Regions from separate parts of the Homo sapiens genome. Here region 1 is linked to region 2. Evidence: read pairs that join two places in POLR2A ChIA-PET (ENCODE). Cell type or tissue: GM12878. All regions are shown on one strand. Links, peaks and the distances in the headings refer to the core of each region. The heading gives the core; the rest is flanking DNA. Region 1 overlaps NEK4 (NIMA related kinase 4). Region 2 overlaps PRKCD (protein kinase C delta).

Region 1 (4,389 bases), core at 238-4,237, 460 kb before region 2:
GACCCTTATCAGTAGTTCTGATTTTGCCTTTGTCCTGTTTCCTCAGAAGCATGTGATATTTGTTCTGCCTTTTGCCCTTTGAAGCATGTGATCTTTGTGACCTACTCCCTGCTTGTACACCCCCTCCCCTTTTGAAATCCTTAATAAAAACTTGCTGGTTTTAAGGCTCAGGTGGGCATCACGGTCCTACTGATATGTGATGTCACCCCCAGAGGCCCAGTACAAAAATTCCTCTCTTTGTACTCTTTCTCTTTATTTCTCAGCTGGCCGACATTTATGGAAAATAGAAAGAACCTACGTTGAAATATTGGGGGTGGGTTCCCCCAATACTGCACTCCAGCCTGGGGGATGGAGCGAAAGCCTGTTTCAAATATTTTAAATTAAAAAAAAAGGGCGGGCACGGTGGCTCACACCTGTAATCCTAGCACTTTGGAAGGCCAAGGTGGGTGGATCACCTGAGGTCAGGAGTTCAAGACCAGACTGGCCAACATGGTGAAACCCCATCTCTACTAAAATACAAAAATTAGCCAGGCATGATGGCAGTTGCCTGTAATCCCAGCTACTTGGGAGGCTGAGATGGGAGAATCGCTTGAACCCGGGAGACGGTGGTTGCAGTGAGCCGAGATCATGCCACTGCACTCTAGCCTGGGCGGCTGAGCAAGACTCTGTGTCTCAAAAAAAAAAAAAAGATTGCTTCACTTGACTAGCCAAAAAAAAAAAAAAGACTCAAATTACCAAAATAAGAAATTAAAATGGATACATTACTACCAGCTCTACAGAAATAAAAAGAATTGGGTGGGCATGGTGGCTCATGCCTGTAATCCCAACACTTTGGGAAGCCGAGGTAGGTGGATCACGAGGTCAGGAGATCAAGACCTCCTGGCCAACACGGTGAAACCCCATCTCTACTAAAAATGCAAAAATTAGCTGGGTGTGGTGGCGTGTGCCTGTAATCCCAGCTACTCGGGAGCCTGAGGCAGGAGAATCCCTTGAAACCGGGAGGCAGAGATTGCAGCAAGCTGAAATTGCGCCATGGCACTCTAGCTTGGTGACAGAGCGAGACTCTATCTCAAAAATAAATAAATAAAATAAAAAAGAATTGTAAGAGAACTATGAACAATTGTATGCCAACAAGTTGCATAAACCTAGATGAAATGGACACATTCCTAGAAACATAAAACCTACTGAGACTGAATCACAAAGAAATAGAAAATCTGAATAGACCCATAACTAGTGTAAGGAGAATGAATCAATCATCAACAAACTCCCAAAAAGGAAAGTTCCTAGACCTGATGGCTTTGCTGGTGATTCTACCACACTTTGGAGAGGAAATGATGCCAATCCTTCTCAAACTTTTCCAGAGAGTTGAGGAGGAAGGGGTAATTCCTGGTTCATTTTATGAGGCTGACGACAATGCCCTGGTGCTGGGGCCAGACAGGGACACTACAGGAAAAGAGAAATGCATATGAATATCCCTTATGAACATTCATTCGAAAATCTTTAACAAAATCCAGATGATTAAAGTATTTTTTCACCTCTGTTCATGAGAGATATTGATCTGATATTTTTTCACGTAGTGTCCTTGTTGAGTCTTGATGTCAGAGTTGTGCTGGTTTTGTGGATAAGGTGGGAAGTATCCCCTCTTAAAGTATTCTGGAAGACTTTATGCAGGATTGGTGTTCTTTCTTTCTTAGATGGTTGGAAGAATTCACCAGTAAAGCATCTGAGCATGGAGCTTTCTTTGTGGGCCAGTTTAACATTTTATGTCTCAGCTTTGTGCAAATGCTTAGGATAGTCAAACTCAGAGAGACAGAAAGTAGATGGGTGGTTGCCAGGGGCTGGTGGGGGCAGGAAATGGGGAACTATTGTTAAATGGGTGTAGAGTTTCAGTTTTGCAACATGAAAAAAGTTCTGATGATAGATGGTGGTGAATGTTGTACAACAATGTGAATGTACTTAATACCACTGAACTGTATGCTTTAAAATGGCTAAAATGGTATATTTTATCTCCATTTTATTACAATTTAAAAAAATGTATATATTGTTGAGCCTATAACATATAGAAATGTAATATATTTGCCAATAACAAAACAAAGGAGGTAAGTGGGAGCAAAGCTGTATTAGGCTACGGAAATGACTCCACATGGAAAGTTGAATCCAAAGGAACAAATAAAGAGATCCAGAAATGATAGAGTTACAACAACAAAATTTACAAACATACTTTTCTTTCTTCTCTCAATTTCTTTAAGACAGCTGGCTTCTTTGTGGAAATTGACAAACAAATTCTAAAATTCATATGTAATTGCAAGGGACCCAGAATAACCAAAACAATCTTGAGAAAGAATAATAGTGGAGGACTCATCCTTCCTGATTTCAAACCTTACTCCAAAGTAACAGTAAGCAAAGTGTGGTAGTGGCATAAGGATAGATATATAGATCAGCGGAATAGAAATGAGAGTCCAGAAATAAGCCCATGTGTCTCTAGTCAACTGATTTTTAACAAGGTGAGAAAATAGTCTTTGCAACACATGGTGACGGGACAACAGGAGAGCCACATACATAATGAAGTTGGAGCTTTACTTCATCATGCCATACGCAAGAATTAACTCAAAATGTGTCCAATGAGACCTGGAAGTGGATCACGTGGAGTGAAGGTCATGCCGCAGCACACACAGGAGTCTTGCCATGTTGCCCAGGCCCGTCTCAAACTTCTGAGTTCAGGCAATCTGCCCACCTCGTCCTCCGAAAGTATGGTTTAGCTGTGTCTCCACCCAAATCTCATCTTGAATTGTATCTCCCATAATCCCCACGTGTCGTGGGAGGGACCCGGCGGGAGGTAAGTGAATCATGGGGACGGGTTTTCCCATGCGGTTCTCATGATAGTGAGTAAGTCTCACGAGATCTGACGGTTTTATGAAGGGCAGTCCCCCTGCACACACTCTCTTGCCTGCTGCCACGTAAGACGTGTCTTGCTTCCCCTTCACCATCTGCTATGATTGTTAAGGCCTCCCCAGCCATATGGAACCATGAGTCAATTAATCCTCTTTTCTTTATAAACTACCCAATCTCAAGTATGTCTTTATTAGCAGTGTGAGAACAGACTAACACATGCTGGGATTACAGGCATGAGCCACCCAGCGCCCAGCCTCACAGATTGATTTCTTTTTTTTTCTTTTTGAGACACAGTCTCTCTCAGTTGCCCAGGCTGAGTGCAGTGGCGCGATCTTGGCTCACTGCAAGCTCCGCCTCCTGGGTTCATGCCATTCTCCTGCCTCAGCCTCCCAAGTAGTTGGGACTACAGATGCCCGCCACTGCGCCCGGCTAATTTTTTTGTATTTTTAGTAGAGACGGGGTTTCACCGTGTTAAGTCAGGATGGTCTCAATCTCCTGACCTCATGATCCGCCCATCTCGGCCTCCCAAGGTGTTGGGATTACAGGCGTGAGCCACCACACCCGGCCACAGATTGATTTCTTATGAGTCAGGCTGTGTGATGAAGAAGCCCAGAAGAGAAAGAAGCGGAAAGAAAAGGAATCAGGAAAGACTCTTACTCAGCGTCACTTGACATTCATGGATGTGGCTACAGAATTCTCTCAGGAGGAGTGGAAATAACTGGACCCTGCACAGAGGGCTTTATACAGGGAAGTGATGTAGGAGAACTACAGGAACCTGGTCTTTCTGGGAATCTGTCTTCCTGACCTGAGCATTATCTCCATGTTGGAGACAAAGCGAGAGCTCTGGACTCTGCAGGGTGAAGATAGCAAACAATCCAGATGGCAGGGAATGCATCAAAGGTGTGAACACAGGGAGAAGCTGTACATTGGGAAGTAATACAGAAAATGAGCCTATTAAAAATCAACTTGGATTAACCTTCAGTCACATCTGCCTGAATTGCAGCTATTTTAAGCTGGAAGGAAAATTTATGGAAGTAATCAAATTGAAAAGTTTACAAACCATAGTTCCTCAGTTCCACCACTTCAAAAAAATTCTTCTAGTGTTAAATAAATACAGAAATGATTTCATTGATTTCCCATCACTCCCACAAGACGACAAAGCACACATTAGAGGAAAAATCTTATGGACGTAGTTAAGATGGCAAAGTTTTTAGAGTGTCTGCAAGTCTTACTAATCATCAAGTAATCCATACTGCAGATAAACTTTACAAATGCAGTAATGTGGCAAGGTCTTTAGTTGCAATCCACACCTTGCAGATCACTGGAGAATTCATACTGGACAGAAGCCTTACAAACGTAGTGACTGTCACAAGGTGTTTAACAGCAATTCAAACCTTGCACAACATCAAAGAATTCATCCTGGAGAGAGGCCTCGCAAATGTAACGAATGTGGTAAAGCATTTAAAGAGTGTTCAGGACTTAGCGCCCATCTTGTAA
Region 2 (4,389 bases), core at 141-4,140:
GCTCTAAGGAGAGCCTCATGATTGAGCTCAGTGGAAGGTAGACTTTGTACTGTTTGCCATTTCTAGTTCCCATATGCATTAAGTATATACTCAAATGACTAATTACTAAATATAGACATGGTCTCTGCCTGTGGGAAGTAGACAAACCTGAACCTGGGGGTCACTTCTGCTGCTGACTGCTAGGGGACCCTGGGCGAGTGACATCACCTGTTTGAGCCCCATTTGGGCTTCAGGAAGTAGGGCAGTGTATGCCCAGCGTTTAGCACACAGTAGGGGACTTGCAAGAAGCACCTGTTTTTAGGATCTCTTTCTCCTTCTGCTTCCTTTTCTGTTTCTCATTCCCTTGTACCCTTGGGGACAGTCCTGGACTAATACGGCTGAAAATTAGGACATGGGGGGCAGGGTTGGAAGGAGAAGAAATGTCCCCTGCTGACTCTTACCTGTCCCCTGTCCTTAGGGACCTCAAACTGGACAATGTGCTGCTGGACCGGGATGGCCACATCAAGATTGCCGACTTTGGGATGTGCAAAGAGAACATATTCGGGGAGAGCCGGGCCAGCACCTTCTGCGGCACCCCTGACTATATCGCCCCTGAGGTGAGCCGATACCCTTCCAGCCCCCCGCTCAGTCAGGCACCTTGCCTCCCCACGGTGGGCCAGGGAAGGATTCCCAAGGGCAGTGATGTCCAAGCCAAAGCCCATAGGCTGAGGCGGCCTGGCTAGGCTTCGTGCCCAGGGGCCCCTCTCAGCCTCAGCACCTCAGCTCCTGCTGACCTGCTGCTCTCCCCACCGCCAGATCCTACAGGGCCTGAAGTACACATTCTCTGTGGACTGGTGGTCTTTCGGGGTCCTTCTGTACGAGATGCTCATTGGCCAGTCCCCCTTCCATGGTGATGATGAGGATGAACTCTTCGAGTCCATCCGTGTGGACACGCCACATTATCCCCGCTGGATCACCAAGGAGTCCAAGGACATCCTGGAGAAGGTGGAGGCCCTGGGCTGGGCTGGGCTGGTCTGGGCTGGGCTGGGGCAGGGGCTGGCAGACACTGGGCTTTGGGTGAGGAGCTTCCTGTCTCTGGAATGGCAGCCTCAGTGGTGCTGCAGTCCTAACATACGGGGTATTGCTCTCTCACCATGTTCCCAGGAACTCCTGTCTGAGTCCTGTGCATAGAATCAGCCTGACATGGTGACTAAGGGCCCAGGGTCAGGAGACAGACCCGAGGCCAAATGCTGGCTCTGCCTGGGACTAGCTGGTCACTTAACCTCTCAGAGTTTGTCTCCTTATCTGTAAAATGGGGCTATGAGCAGACTTGACTCACAGAGTTGTTGGGAAGAAAATAGAAACATATGATGCTCAGCTGTGGGCCAGGCAGATAGTAAATAATAAAAAGTTCCACCAGCAGAGTCGCAGATGTCCAGCCCAGAGCCTGTCATCTCCGGGGGAGCTGGGAGCACTGCAGGCCAGAGTGGCCTCCCTCAGCCCCACCGTTCCCCAGGCTGACTGGGGCTGGGGCAAGCCTGGCTTTGCATCCCTGGGCCTGCTGGGGATTTGCTGAAGCTCCAATTTCCCATGGCCCTTGGGTGCTAACCAGGGTCCCTGCTGGGTTGCAGCTCTTTGAAAGGGAACCAACCAAGAGGCTGGGAGTGACCGGAAACATCAAAATCCACCCCTTCTTCAAGACCATAAACTGGACTCTGCTGGAAAAGCGGAGGTTGGAGCCACCTTTCAGGCCCAAAGTGGTATGTGATCCTGCCCTGTGCTGCCTTCAGGCTGAGCTACTCCTCTCCTGCCCTCCCTCTCTCCTGCATCATTCACACGCTTTCCACCTCTCCCTTCTTCCAGCAATCTCCATAGCATGTTCAGTCACAGCCGCTGCCCTTGTATTCTCATCCTCTCCCTCCTGACTCAGTCATTCAGCACACACTGGGGACTGTGGATCCCACTGTATGCAGAGGACCCTGTTTTGGGAAATAGAGTTAAGACCTCACTTTATCGCTCCATTCAATCCATTTTCCAATACATATGGGGAATCCTGAGTCCCTGTTGAATGCAGAGCACAGTGCTGGGCTGCACAGCAAAGTGGGAGATGCAGTCCCAGAACCGGAGGAGCTCTCAGCTAGTTGGAGAGATAAGAAACTTGCACACCTATGACAATTTGTGATACGAGATGACAGTATAAGAGATGCCCCAGGACACATGATCCGTTGCTATTGAGTGGGTCTGTCAGCAGGAACCCAGGTGGCAGAGAAGAGGGTGGGTCTGAGAGGCCCCGTTGGAAGAAGTGAGACAAGGGACAGCTGGGAGGCATTCCAGGTGGAAGAGGGGCTGGTTCACTCACAGGCCCAGAATCTACAGGGCTACCAAGGAACCAGCCTGAGAGCAGAGGCAGGTGGGGCCACTAAGAAATTTGGGGCTGTGTGGCCCCTCTGTGACCACAGTTCTTCCTTCCCACTCCCCTTCTGTCCTTTGATTCCCCTCCTCCACCAGGGCACACAGTTCCCACTGGGCAGCCTGTGTAATGCGCCCCACATTTGTGCTTTGAGGCTACAGAGCACTTCCCCTACACCAGGGACCTCAAACTCAGACGTGTCCTGGCTGAGCATGTAACTGACAGGCTAGGCCAGCTGCAAGAAAATCACACAGCCTGCTTTCAGTCTCACTTTTGATAGATTTCCTTCTCCGCACTAAGAAACACAAAGCAGGTGTGATGTACCCCTTGTCAGTGGGGCAGGGGCTGTCCAGGGGGCTCTTAGCACCAAGAGTGGGCAGGAAGTGGGCCCAGGGCTGCTTTAATCTGCCAGTTTTCAAAAGAAGCTGGAAATCTGGATTTTTAGGTTGCATTGCTCAATTTTAAAATATAAGTTCAGGCCGGGCACAGTGGCCCACACCAGCACTTTGGGAGGCTGAGGCAGGCAGATCACCTGAGGTCAGGAGTTCGAGACCAGCCTGGCCAACATGGTGAAACCCCGTCTCTACTACAAAAAATACAAAAAAAATTAGCCGGGTACGGTGGTGCACACCTGTAATCCCAGCTACTCAGGAGGCTGAGGCAGGAGAATCGCTTGAACCCAGGAGGTGGAGGTTGCAGTGAGCCGAGATCGTGCCACTGCACTCCAGCCTGGGCAAGAGAGTGAGACTCCATCTCTAAATGAATAAATAAATAAAAATAAATAAATAAAATATAGGTTCAAATTCCATTAAAACCCAGTACAAGCCGAAATGATTGTACTTGCCAGTTCAGTTTGGCTGAAGGGCCACCAGCTTGCGGTCTTTCTATATTACCATCCCATCATATCCTCAGGAGCAGAGAATCAGCAAATTTCTCCTGTAAACAGCCTGATAGTATATATTTTAGGCTTTTCAGGCTTGATGGTCTCAAAGCAGGCATAGACAGTATGTCAACAAATGGGCATGGTTGTGTATTACAAAAGCTTTATTTATGGAAAGTGAAATTTGAATTTCACCTAATTTTCATGTCATGAAATATTTTTCTTTTGATTTTTTTTCCAACCATTTAAAAATGTGAAAGCCATTCTTAGCTTGTGGTCCCCACAAAAACAGGTGGTAAGTGAGCCTCCCTGGGCTGTGATTCGGTGGTCTCTGAGCAAGAGGCTACCACCTCTCCTAACCCAGGCCCAGAGCTCCCTGGTCACTTTCCTCATCCTCTTGGGGAAATGGCAGCCTCCTTCCCATGGGGCTCCTTTCAGGCTGCTAGGGGAGGCTCTGTCTTCTGTTCTGGGTGAGGACAGCTCTGGCCTGGCCCAGCCCTGCAGGGACTCCAGCCTGGGGTGTCTGGAGGGCCATTCCCTAGGTCCTGTTCGCTCACCCCTGCCCTCTGCTTGTAGAAGTCACCCAGAGACTACAGTAACTTTGACCAGGAGTTCCTGAACGAGAAGGCGCGCCTCTCCTACAGCGACAAGAACCTCATCGACTCCATGGACCAGTCTGCATTCGCTGGCTTCTCCTTTGTGAACCCCAAATTCGAGCACCTCCTGGAAGATTGAGGTTCCTGGACAGATCAGGCTAGCCCTGCCCTCCACCCACACCTGCCCGCTCCCCACGATAAGCACCAGTGGGACTGTGGTGACTTCTGCTGCTGGCCCCGCCCCTGCCCCCAGAGCGTCCTTGGCTGCCGTCTGGCCGGGCTCTCATGGTACTTCCTCTGTGAACTGTGTGTGAATCTGCTTTTCCTCTGCCTTCGGAGGGAAATTGTAAATCCTGTGTTTCATTACTTGAATGTAGTTATCTATTGAAAATATATATTATATACATAGACATATATATATATATAATAGGCTGTATATATTGCTCAGTAGAGAAAAACCATGGGGGACTGGTGATATGTTGATCTTTTTCAAAAAAATATATATATGACAAAAAAAAAAAAAA

Evidence for each region. Peaks named below come from ENCODE experiments on the same cell type or tissue, not always from the same donor. Only the 100,000 strongest peaks of a DNase experiment are listed, where the experiment ranks them.
Region 1: POLR2A ChIA-PET joins it to region 2 with 6 read pairs; 2 of 35 experiments call an interaction of 5 or more read pairs at or near these places.

Annotation. Positions count from the first base shown.
Region 1 is chr3:52,729,036-52,733,424 of GRCh38, forward strand. The region is part of intron 15 of NEK4 (NIMA related kinase 4); the gene reads right to left. It also overlaps the pseudogene LOC100301990. Among named protein-coding and RNA genes, the nearest start is that of SPCS1, 25 kb to the left of the region's middle. RefSeq lists an enhancer at 2,530-3,729. In GM12878, for the core only: no CTCF peak of the experiment used is centred there; a DNase peak (open chromatin) is centred at 1,799.
Region 2 is chr3:53,188,263-53,192,651 of GRCh38, forward strand. PRKCD (protein kinase C delta) reads left to right here. Exons shown (of 19, transcript NM_006254.4): 16 at 458-596; 17 at 796-984; 18 at 1,611-1,739; 19 at 3,846-4,389. The coding sequence ends at 4,004. Among named protein-coding and RNA genes, the nearest start is that of PRKCD, 29 kb to the left of the region's middle. RefSeq lists enhancers at 1-80, 221-300, 2,707-2,836, 3,784-4,043. In GM12878, for the core only: no CTCF peak of the experiment used is centred there; a DNase peak (open chromatin) is centred at 2,636; H3K4me3 peaks cover 290 bases; H3K27ac peaks cover 3,056 bases.